Regions from separate parts of the Homo sapiens genome. Here region 1 is linked to region 2. Evidence: read pairs that join two places in POLR2A ChIA-PET (ENCODE). Cell type or tissue: MCF 10A. All regions are shown on one strand. Each heading gives the region's core, and the rest is flanking DNA. Links, peaks and the distances in the headings are about the cores only.

Region 1 (5,379 bases), core at 255-5,254, 72 kb after region 2:
ACCTGTCAGGGCAGGAGCATTCTGTTGTGGGGGGCGGGGGGTGGGGGAGGAGGGACATTCTGGAAACTGACTGATTCATTAGCAGCTTTGCCTCCCTGCATCTGCCCGCGATGCACCAGCTGCAAGTAGAGCCGGCACAGCTGATCGGCCTGTGTTCCTGGCAGGGGTCAGGGCTGCCTTGACTCCTCAGCTCCCGACCCTGGGCCTATGGTTTTGAGTCCAGAGGGAGGTGTTGAGGAGCTCCCCTAAACCCCAGAGACTGCTGATAAACCAGGCCCACAGGCAAGGCGCACCTCCTGGGTGCCATCCCCATCTTGTTTAATCCTCATGGTAACCCTCCCAAAGTAGGCATGCCCATCAGCGCCATGCTGCAGGAGGAAACCGAGGCCCAGGTTTGTGCAGCTGGAACGCACAGAGCTCTCTGACTCCAGAGTCCACCTGATCATCCGCTCTGCTTCCTTGGCCCCACCATGGGGAGCATGATGGATGTGGTGCCTCAGTGGTTTGGGGGAGCTGCTTCGAGGAAGAAGGTGGGAGAGTTGAGGAGGCAGGGCTCCTGACCCCCCTACTCCCCGCTCCACCGAAAGCAGCTCTACTACTCTGTGCTATGCCATTAGGGGATCGGGTACAATGTTTCACAGTGTTTCACAAATGTGTGGTCTGAACAGAGAATGTTCCAGTCCCAAGTCCCCATACCGTGTGACCTGAGGAGCCAATAATAACCCCTGTCTCCTGAGGAATTATGGAGAATTCAGTGAGGTCAAACAGGCAAAGCTCAGAACACAGTGCCAGGCACACAGTGAGAGCTCAGTGTGGTGGTGGTGGTGGTTGTGGTGGTTCAAGGAAGGATTCGCTTTAATCAAAGGGCCTGTGGTATGGAGAAAACATTCCTCTAGGCAATGGGGCGCCTTTGGAGGCTTCTAACAGAGTGACCTCCCTCAAGTTTGTGTGTGGAGAGGCCTCCAGCCCAATGCCCACCACATGGGGGAGCCGTGTTCTCTGCCAGAAAACTTGAAATAGGAAGATAAGCCTGGTGGGGCGGGGTTAGGGGAAAGGGAGGAGAAATAACCGTTGTGGGTTTTCTGCGAAAGCAGAGCCTAGGGGAGGTTGAATGGACAGTGACAATATTAGGGATTGAAGTGGAGCCATAAATCCTGGCTCATTATCCCCAGAAACCAGAGGGATCAGGTTGACTTGAAGAGGAGCCAAAGGTAAGAAGAGAGGCTGGCTCCCAAGGTGAGAAGAGCTGAGGTCCAGCATGGGGAAGGACCAGCCTCTCCCTCTGAGTCCAGGTTCTTTCTCTGGCACTCCTGGAGGCAGCCCATCCTGTCCCTGCATGAACCCTGCCAGTAATAGGGAACTCAATGACATGTGCAGTAGCCTGTTCTCACGAGGTTCATCCCTGGATGTTCAAAAGAGCTTCCTGCCTGCCGAGTGCAAACCTTCCCCCAGAAGCTTCATTCAATAATTCAGTAAGTCTCTGGGCACCTACCATACGCCCTGCCCTCATGAGGAAGGAGCAACATAGCACTGAGCAAGACAAAGTCCCAACTCTCAAGGAGCTTAGGTTCAGCTGTAGGAAGGCAAATATTATACAATGATATCACATAATGCCAGATGATAATACGGGCTATGACAAAAATTAAAATAGAGTGACATGACATAGTGACTACCCTTGATAGGGTGGACAGGGAAAGTCATGAAACATTTAAGGGCAGGCATAAATGACAAGAAGAGACTAGCTATGGCAAACTGCATTTTCCAAAGATGGCTTGAGCAGTATCTCCCATCACATTCACTCTTATGCAGTGTGACTCACCACTCCTTCAGCAAGAGATGGAGTCTATTTCTCCAGCCTTGATTCTGGGTGGGACCTGTGATTGCTTTGACCAATGGAATAAGGCAGGAGTGATGCTGTGTTATTTCTGGATGTAACCTTTAATTACTCCAGTAGCTTTTGCTTCTGGGTTCTTCGGACTCTGTTTCTTAGGCCACTTCCTCTTGGAATCCAGCTGCCATGCTGGGAGAATTCTAAGCCACATGGAGTGGCCAACCATGTAACTGGGCTCTCAGCCAACAGCAAGCGTCAACTGCCCACCATATGAATGCGCTGTCTTCCATCCAGCCCTCGAGCCTTCAGATGACTGCAGCCCTAGCCCCCATCTGACTGCAGCTGCAGAAAGAAACACTCAACTGGGCACAGTCAACCCCGGAAACATAATAAATTACTGTTTTGTTTTTGTTTTTGAGATGGGGTCTCACTCTATCACCCAGGCGGGAGTGCAGTGGTGTGATATCGGCTCACTGCAACCTCCACCTCCCAGGTTCAAGCAATTCTCCTGCCTCAGCCTCCCGAGTAGCTGGGACTACAGGCGCCCGCCACCATGCCTGGCTAATTTTTGAATTTTTATTAGAGACGGGGTTTTTCCATGTTAGTCAGGTTGGTCTCGAACTCCCAACCTCAAGTGATCTGCCTGCCTCGGCCTCCCAAAGTGCTGGGATTACAGGCGTGAGCCACCATCCCCAGCAATAAATTACTATGTTATGTCTCTAACTTTTAGAGTATAAGAAATAAGTAGAACACCACAGAATAGCTTTGTGCAAAAGCCCTGAAGAGGGAAAGAGTTTGGGATATTTTGAGAAATCAAAAAAGTCCAGTTTGGTTACAGCAGAATGGGTGACTGGGGAACTGACAGAGAGAGGCAGGAGTGCGCCAGACCATGCAGCTCATAGTAAGGACAACAGGGAGACATTGAATGGCTAGGCAAGGGCATGCATGATTGGATTTATGTTTGAGAAACTCCCTCTGGCTGCAGGGAGAAGAATGAATTCTAGGGGGTTGTGGTATTTTTTAATAATGTTGAATTTTGGGAGGCTAATATTCATTTTTTATTTATTCATTTTTTAAGAGACAGGATCTCATTCTCTGTCACTCAAGCTGGAGTGCAGTGGCTTGATCATAGCTCACTGCAGCCTTGAACTCTTGGGCTCAAGGGATACCGCCACCTCAGCCTCCGAGGTAGTTCAGCCTCATACAATGAATTGGAGTTTATTCACTCTTTTTCTATTCTCTGGAAGAGATTATCAAAGATGAATGTTAGATAGCACTTACCAATGAAGCCATCTGAGGTTGAAGTTTTCTTACTGGAAGGGTTTTAACAACTGATTCAATTTATTTAATTGTTAAAGGACTATCTAGGGTTTTTTATTTTGTCTTAAATCAAAATTGGAATGTTATACCTTCTAGTATGTTGCTTATTTCACTTAAAATTTCAAATTTATTGGATCAAAATTTTTCAAAATAGCCTCTTTTTTCTTTAATGTTGGCAGCATCTGTAGTGATGTTCATTTTTTATTTCTAATATTTTTGTGCCATTTCTCTTTAATTAATCTTCATGAATATTCATCTTTTAACTGGAGCATTTGGTCTTTTGATATTTAATATAATTTATCAATGTATATGGGTGCAAACCCACTAGCTTATTTTGTGATTTCTCCCCTCCCCTCCCTCTGTCCCTCCCTCCCTCCCTTCCTCCTTCCTTCCTTTCTTCTTACCGCCTCCTCCCTTTCTCCCTTCCTTCCTTCCTTCCCATTTTGAACTGATTACTTTTGCGTTCTATTTCCCCTCTCCACTAGTTTGGGGATTATGCACTGTTTTTATTCTTTTAATGTTATCATTGAAATTACAACATGAATATTTAACTTACTGAAGTCTAAATATAATCAGTACCATTGCTCTTCTTCCAGGCCTTAGAACACTGCTACTCTAATTTGACATATACTCCATGGTTTTGGTGTATTCTAATTATTTTTTTAAAAAAGATAAACTCTACAAGACATTAATGTTATTGTTTTATGTAGTCAGTGCTCAGCTAGACTGGCAGATGGATTGATCATTTCTTTGTTCTTCACTTCTCCTTTCATCTCAAGCCTTCCATCAGTGTTCGTATTTCTTCTACATAAAGTGTACACTGTAACAAGTTTCAACAAGCAGAATGTGCTCTATTCTTTTTTGTCTGAGCATGCTTTTATTTAACCCATATTCTTGAAGTACATATTGATGAGCATGGAATTTTAGTTGGGTAGTTAATTTCTTTCAGCACATTGAATGTATCATGTTACTATCACCTGGCTCTGTTGTTGCTGTTGAGAAGTCTTCATCACTCTGTCATTTCTTTGAAGGTTATTTTTCTTATTTTCTGGTTGCTCCTTAGATTTTTCTCTTTGTCTGTGATGTTTTTCTCCTTCACTGTGATGTCTAGACGTGGATTTATTCTTATCACTTTCCTTGAGATTTGTTGGGATTTTTGAATTTGTGGATTAGTACCTCTCATCAGTTTTGGAAAGTTCTCTGTCATTATTTCTTCAGTTAGTGTGTCTGCCCCATTTTCTCTCTTGTATTTTTCTGAAACTGCTATTAAATAGATGTCAGATATTTTCAGCCTCTCTTCCATGTCTCCCAACTTCTCTTTTATGTTTAACACCTATCTACTTCTCTGTACTATATTCTGGATCATTTATCTTCTGCCTCACTCGTGTTTTTCTTTAGCTCTGTTTAATCTTCTATCAAACCCAACCATCGACTTCTATGTTTCAGTTATTGTATTTTTCATTTCTAGAAGTTCTATTTGGGTTTCTCTATTTTTTCAGTTATTAAAATTGTTGCAAAAATATGTAACATAAAGTTTACCATCTTAACCATTTTTAAGTTTACAGTTCAGTGGTACTAAATACATTCATAATGTTGTGCAACCATCAGTATTTGGTTCTCTTTTAATTCTGCTGGTACTTTTCATGGTTTCTGTTCCCAGTAGATATTTGTAAGGTAACATGCCTTCCTTCCTGCGGTGCCCCATCTAGATTGCTAATCCTCACTTATCTGTACCCATCCTCCCAAATCTGGAGGTAAGTCTCATCTCCTTTTAAAACCTTTGACTGGACAGTCATGGTAGAAACTAAAGCCATCATCATTTAATCATTTTGTGTTTACTCAAAAAACAAAGAAACAAACAAACTTCTATTAAGTTCTAGGCTGTTCTCTAGGGCATGCAATAATGAATCAGGCCTGGAACCTTCCATGGAGGACCTGTTTCCCGGGGGGAGGCTGATATGAGAAAAAGGATATTTAGAATGAATTCCACATACCTTCTTTGAATGCCAGCTGTGTGCTGGTCACATTGCTGGGTTCTGAGTAAGCAGGAGGTAAGATACAATCTTCTTCTCAAAGTTTGTAGTAGAGTAGCAGAGATGAATGGGCCCTTAAGTAATCATGTAAAATGTCAAAAATGCCAGGCACATGATTGGTGCCTTTTAAATAATCTCTGAGTGAATGAACGGTGAATTGGCGTGGGAGTTCAGAGGAGAGAAAAATTTTTTCTG
Region 2 (5,379 bases), core at 314-5,313:
TTGTATTAAGCCTGGTGCTGTTGTGTTTTGTGGCAGAGAGGAGTGGCACTCATACAACTAATACCATAGAAAGCATACATTGGATTAAAAGTTTTATAAATTACTTTACTTCATGTAAAAACAAAAGCTTTCTGTGGGCTTAAATTAGGTGCCCAGGAAAAGCAAAGAAAAACTATCGTTCATTAGAATATTATGTTTATAAGTAAATATATAAACAGATATTTGCAAAAGGAATTGGGAAACATGAATGGGAGACTAGTAGGTTAAACATAAATTGTTACTAGGTCTAAAATATAGTGAAAGGCCTTAAATGAGAAATGAAGTCCTGCTTTCATTGCAGGATTTGAAAAGTTTGAAGGAATAAAATTAGAAATCCAAGAGAAAGAAATGACACCTAGCTTTCTAGAGATGAAAAAGATGGTTTTTGTGGATAAGTTACATAACTGGCTCACCTTTTGATCAACATGGGCGCAAGTAGCAAAATGTGTTATTAACTTGAAAAAAATACTGAATCTTCATAACAGAGTAAGCTTAGAACAGACTACTAGAGGAGCTATCTGAAATAGACAGATTTTCTTGCTTTGATGAGATTTAGTTCACAGTTGCTTAGAAATTGATGGTAGCTCTGCCTCAGACACTATGTGAGTGACCTTGGATGTGTTACTTAACTTTTTGAGCCCAAATTTCCTAACTGGCTAAAGGGGGAGGATACCACTCCCCCTCATAAGAGTTGTGAGGGTAAAGACAGACAATATGTTTAAAAGTATGTAGTACAATGCCTGTTCCACATTTGCTCATTCATTGGATCATTTGTTTTTTCCTATATTCCAGGCACCTAGTAAAGTGTCTGGCACAGAGCTGCTGAGTTATGTAGCTTGAAGGAATACCATTTATATAGCCTCCATGTAAGTGGTGTCCCAGGAGCTGGGCAACATTATGGTCTGCCCTGACACAGTAGGCGTTCAGTAAATATTTGTTAAATGAGTTAATTAATGTTAACTCATTATGGAAGAGATTTGGTCTAGGGAGTTGGCTGGAATGATTTCTTGTAGGGATAGTAAACATAACAGTGTTATTAAAAAATTCCAGCCTGGGCAGCATAGTGAGACCCTGTGTCTACAAAAAATTTTTTAAAAATTAGCCAGGCATGGTGGTGTGCACCTGTAGTCCTAGCTACTTGGGAGGCTGAGGCAGGGGGATTGCTTGAGCCCAGGAGTTCAAAGCTGTAGTGAGCTATAATCATACCACTGCACTCCAGGTTTAGCAACAGAGCATGACCCTGTCTCTAAATTACAAACAGACAAACGATCTGTAATCTTTAGCTGTCCTGAAACCAAAAAGTAAATAGAAAGGGGTGGAAAAGGGGGTGGGCAACACCAGGGTTAAAAATTCCTTTTTTCTTGGGAACACCTTAAAAACTAGCCAGGTTTTAGGTGTCTTGGCAGATTCAGTGGCAGTGTGAGGAAGATAAACCTGGTCCTTCTCAATAAAATAGCCCGAATTCCTTTCTGTTTGCATTCTGGTTCTTTTAAGATTCTGCTTGGGTATTACATTCAGGATACCCATGTTTCCAATCTCCTTTCTTATACCCCATTATTGGGACAGAAAGTCCAACAGTTCTGCTTCAACCGTGATGCAGCTCGTCCACAGTAGGAGTAGCCTAATTAACATATACTTTCTGTGTGCTTTTTCTGTGGTCAGTTGATGAACAAAGATAGTTGACCCATTACTGTTGACTAAATTGATGAGGGATATTTTTATGATAAAAGACACCTCCACACCCAAAACAAACAAACAGTAAAAAAAACTCTCAAGTCAGAGAAAGCTGCCAAGTTCATAGGATAGATTTGATTTGAATAGCAGTTTAATTAACCAGACTGCAAACTTGCTTTTCATACAAGTGCCTTGTTTTCTTCCCAGTGAGGAGACAGCTGTCCATGTCATTTTTCATTCAACATGTATTGGAGTGCCTTCTATGTGCCAAGTATGGATCCAGACACGGGGGGAGCAGCAGTGAACAAGGCAGGCAAAGACAATTAAATGAGCAAGATACTTTCAGAGCAGGACAATATGGACATAGTAAAATGGAGTGATGTTCTAGAGTAGGATCTCACAGGTAGTGTGGTTCAGGAAGGCCTCTAAGGAAATGACATTTGCGGTAATCATGCGAAGCGGGAGCAGCTATTAAGAAAAACTTAAGGCAGAGATCATCTTGGCCTTCTAAGAGAAACAGAATGAAGGCTGGTGTGGTTAGAATATAGTGCACAAAGGGAAAAGTGATATCCAGATGAGGTCCGAGAGGTGGACATGCAGCAGTCACATACACCCTGTAAGTCTTGGAAGTTAGGATTTTTTTCTCATGGGATGTCATTGAAGAGTTTTAACCAGGGGAATGATATATTCCAATATATTCCAACATACATTTTTAAAACATCCCTCTTTAAAAATGGCTTAGTGTAGAGGGATGGATTGTAAAGGCCAAGGGAGGGGCGGGGACATGAGTTTGGAGGATATTGCTGTGATGCAGGCTAGAGGTGACATTGCCTAGGACTCAGAAGCAATGGGAAGATACTAATAGCTTCCATTTATTGAGTGCTTCCTTCGTGGGAGGATCCCCACCTCTCCAGTGTAAAACTGATAGGATTTATAGGCGTTGAGTGGGAGCTGGTAGTAAGTGAAAAGAGAAATCAAAGACGATTTCTAGGTTTTTGATGTAAGGAATGACTGATGGTGCCCTTTACTGAAGTGAAGATTGGGGAAAAGATTTGGTGGAGGAAATCACGAGTTTTGTTTTGGCCAGGCCGAGTGTGAGGTGGCTAGTGAATATTCCAAGGAGTGATGCCAAATAGGCAGGTGGATAAAATAGTCTGAAGCTCAGTAGAGACTTGATTTCTGGAGACATAAATTTGAGAGTTACCCACATGATATTTACTTATTGTTGTGGGCCCCAAGACCACTCCCAGGTTTGGTGATTCCCTAGAATGACTCACAGGGCTCATCATGTAGTCATAGTCATGGCAGTGATTCATTACAGCTAAAGGATCCAAAGCAGCAGCAGCAGCAGAGGGTGATGTGCATGCAGTACCCGCAGCAGACTGGAGCGCTCTGGGTATAAGCTTCCGAGTCCTCTCTCAGTGTTATTCCACAAACACGCTTAATTCCTCTAGCACTGAGTTGTGATGTGTATGATGTGTAACCTACCAGGAAAGCTCATTAAAGACTCTGTGCCCAGAGTTTTTATTGGATTGGTCATGTAGACACCCTCTGCCAAAATTCTAAGCTCCCAGAAATAAATCAGGTGTTCATTTTTTTTTTTTTTTTTTTGAGACGGAGTCTCACTCTGTCGCCCAGGCTGGAGTGCAGTGGCTTGGTCTTGGCTCACTGCAAGCTCCGCCTCTCGGGTTCATGCCATTCTCCTGCCTCAGCCTCCCAAGTAGCTGGGACTACAGGCGCCCGCCATGATGCCCGGCTAATTTTTTGTATTTTTTAGTAGAGACGGAGTTTCACCATGTTAGCCAGGATGGTCTTGATCTCCTGACCTTGTGATCTGCCCGCCTTGGCCTCTCAAAGTGCTGGGATTACAGGCGTCAGCCACCGCGCCAGGCTCAGGTGTTCATTAAGAACCGTATTGCTTGCACAAACAATTTAGGCCCAGTAAACCACCCTTACCAGTTAGGAAATGGTAGGGACACTCGGAAATCCCAAGTTCCCAGACCACTTCCCTAAGGGTAGCAGTCTGGCCTTCTGTGTTAACTCCTTTCTGAACCAGCTTTACATGAGGTACTGTTGGAAGTGTAGGGAATACTTAGAATTCCTGCCCTTAGTAGGCCTACCATAGGCCTGCTGTGCATGAGATAAGACAGAGTTGTACAAATTACTGTGGTTGTACTGAAAAAGTGCCATAGAACTGTAGAGGAAGAAAAGGCCCCCAAGGCTGGCTTTGCAGGGACTCAGGTGTCCAGCTGACACGTCAAGCAGCCAATTCTGTTTGTGTGTATCATATACATTTTTCACTCTTAAAGGTCAGTTTTGCTATCTGTATTGAAAAATAAAGTGATTGAATTTGTTATTAATCAGAATTAAAATATGAAGTGTTCAACGTAATATTAAGTTGTGTATGTAATTATTTGCCATCTTCCACTTTATTCATAGATTGTTGGCAAAGATTGTTCAGTCTTTTTTTCCACTTAAAGATTTCTCAGTTTAGATTGGAGTTAGTACAACCTGAAAATATTTCTCTTTCTGTTATAAAACGGCTTTATTACTTTGGTTGTATCTAATTCCAGATGCCAAAGTGACTTCCATTTCGCTGGAGCTACTTCCTTCAAAACCTAATCAGTAGAAAGATTTCTTGAATATTTTATGTATAACTTTGAAACTTATCTAGCAAAACTTTGATTTACCACAATGTTCAAGGAAATATCTGTCCTGGTTAGTTATATTCACTAATTAAACTAGAACCCCCCTTTTGGCCTTTAGTAGTAAAAGCCTTTTGAAAATGTTTTGTGGTTATAACAGGTTTGAGCATCATTTTCCACTGTGCCTGAAACTGTACACAAAACCAGTCTTAGCCTGAATGGAGTCCCAAGTATCTCCAGGAATGGTGGGTGGTGGGTGTGTGTTGTGATACCCACCTACTTTTAAACTAAGTCCTTGATAAGAATTTATTCTCGAGACTGGTTTCTCTTTCTTTTAAGCGAACAGAGAATCTGCAGCAAACAGATTTTATGCTAAAAGTACCAGCTAGTTCATTAACTAAGTTCTGATTAGTTGCAATTTGGTTTTACTAATTATAATGACTTTATTTTTCTAAGCTATACATTTGCTCACATTAGGGACCTCCCATTGCCTGCAGGCCACGTGCTTTAATATGGCATTCAGGGCTCGCTGTAATTGAATTCCACCCTCCTTCCAGATTCTTCTGCAGTTTCCGCACATTCCCCCATATACTTCAGCTACTTGAATTACTCCTTTCCCTTTGCCTTGTTCAATTTTGGCTATTCCATTTGAAGGAGAAGAGATAGCATGAACAAAGGCACATGCACATGAGAGAACAAATTCTGAGTAGCAAATACATACGGGTGGGTGTTGCTGGAATGCAAAGTTCCAGGTAGGGTAGGGAAAGGAGACTAAAAACAGGTCTGAGGGATTGCTGAGTCGAGCCCTAGAGGTCAGGACCCAGGCCTTCTTATTCTTTGTAAACCTTCATTGGTCGAGCTGAGGAGTGCTTAGTTGATTTCTGCCATGACCTTGATACAGTAAGATGATTGTTGAAAGTTAAGTAACTGTATTACTTACCGAAACCCATATACATTTTTCTGGAAAAGATTACAATTTGACAGATATTCATTGTGCTTGTTCAAGGGCATATAGCAATGG

Evidence for each region. ChIA-PET counts read pairs that join two places held together with the same protein. Peaks named below come from ENCODE experiments on the same cell type or tissue, not always from the same donor. Only the 100,000 strongest peaks of a DNase experiment are listed, where the experiment ranks them.
Region 1: POLR2A ChIA-PET joins it to region 2 with 7 read pairs; 5 of 35 experiments call an interaction of 5 or more read pairs at or near these places.

The regions. Positions count from the first base shown.
Region 1 is chr20:38,112,630-38,118,008 of GRCh38, forward strand. It overlaps LOC124904899 (a long non-coding RNA gene), which reads left to right. Exons shown (of 2, transcript XR_007067580.1): 2 at 1,991-2,249. Among named protein-coding and RNA genes, the nearest start is that of TGM2, 50 kb to the right of the region's middle. In MCF 10A, for the core only: no CTCF peak of the experiment used is centred there; no DNase peak of the experiment used is centred there.
Region 2 is chr20:38,041,068-38,046,446 of GRCh38, forward strand. The region is part of intron 2 of RPRD1B (regulation of nuclear pre-mRNA domain containing 1B); the gene reads left to right. Among named protein-coding and RNA genes, the nearest start is that of RPRD1B, 10 kb to the left of the region's middle. In MCF 10A, for the core only: no CTCF peak of the experiment used is centred there; a DNase peak (open chromatin) is centred at 3,024.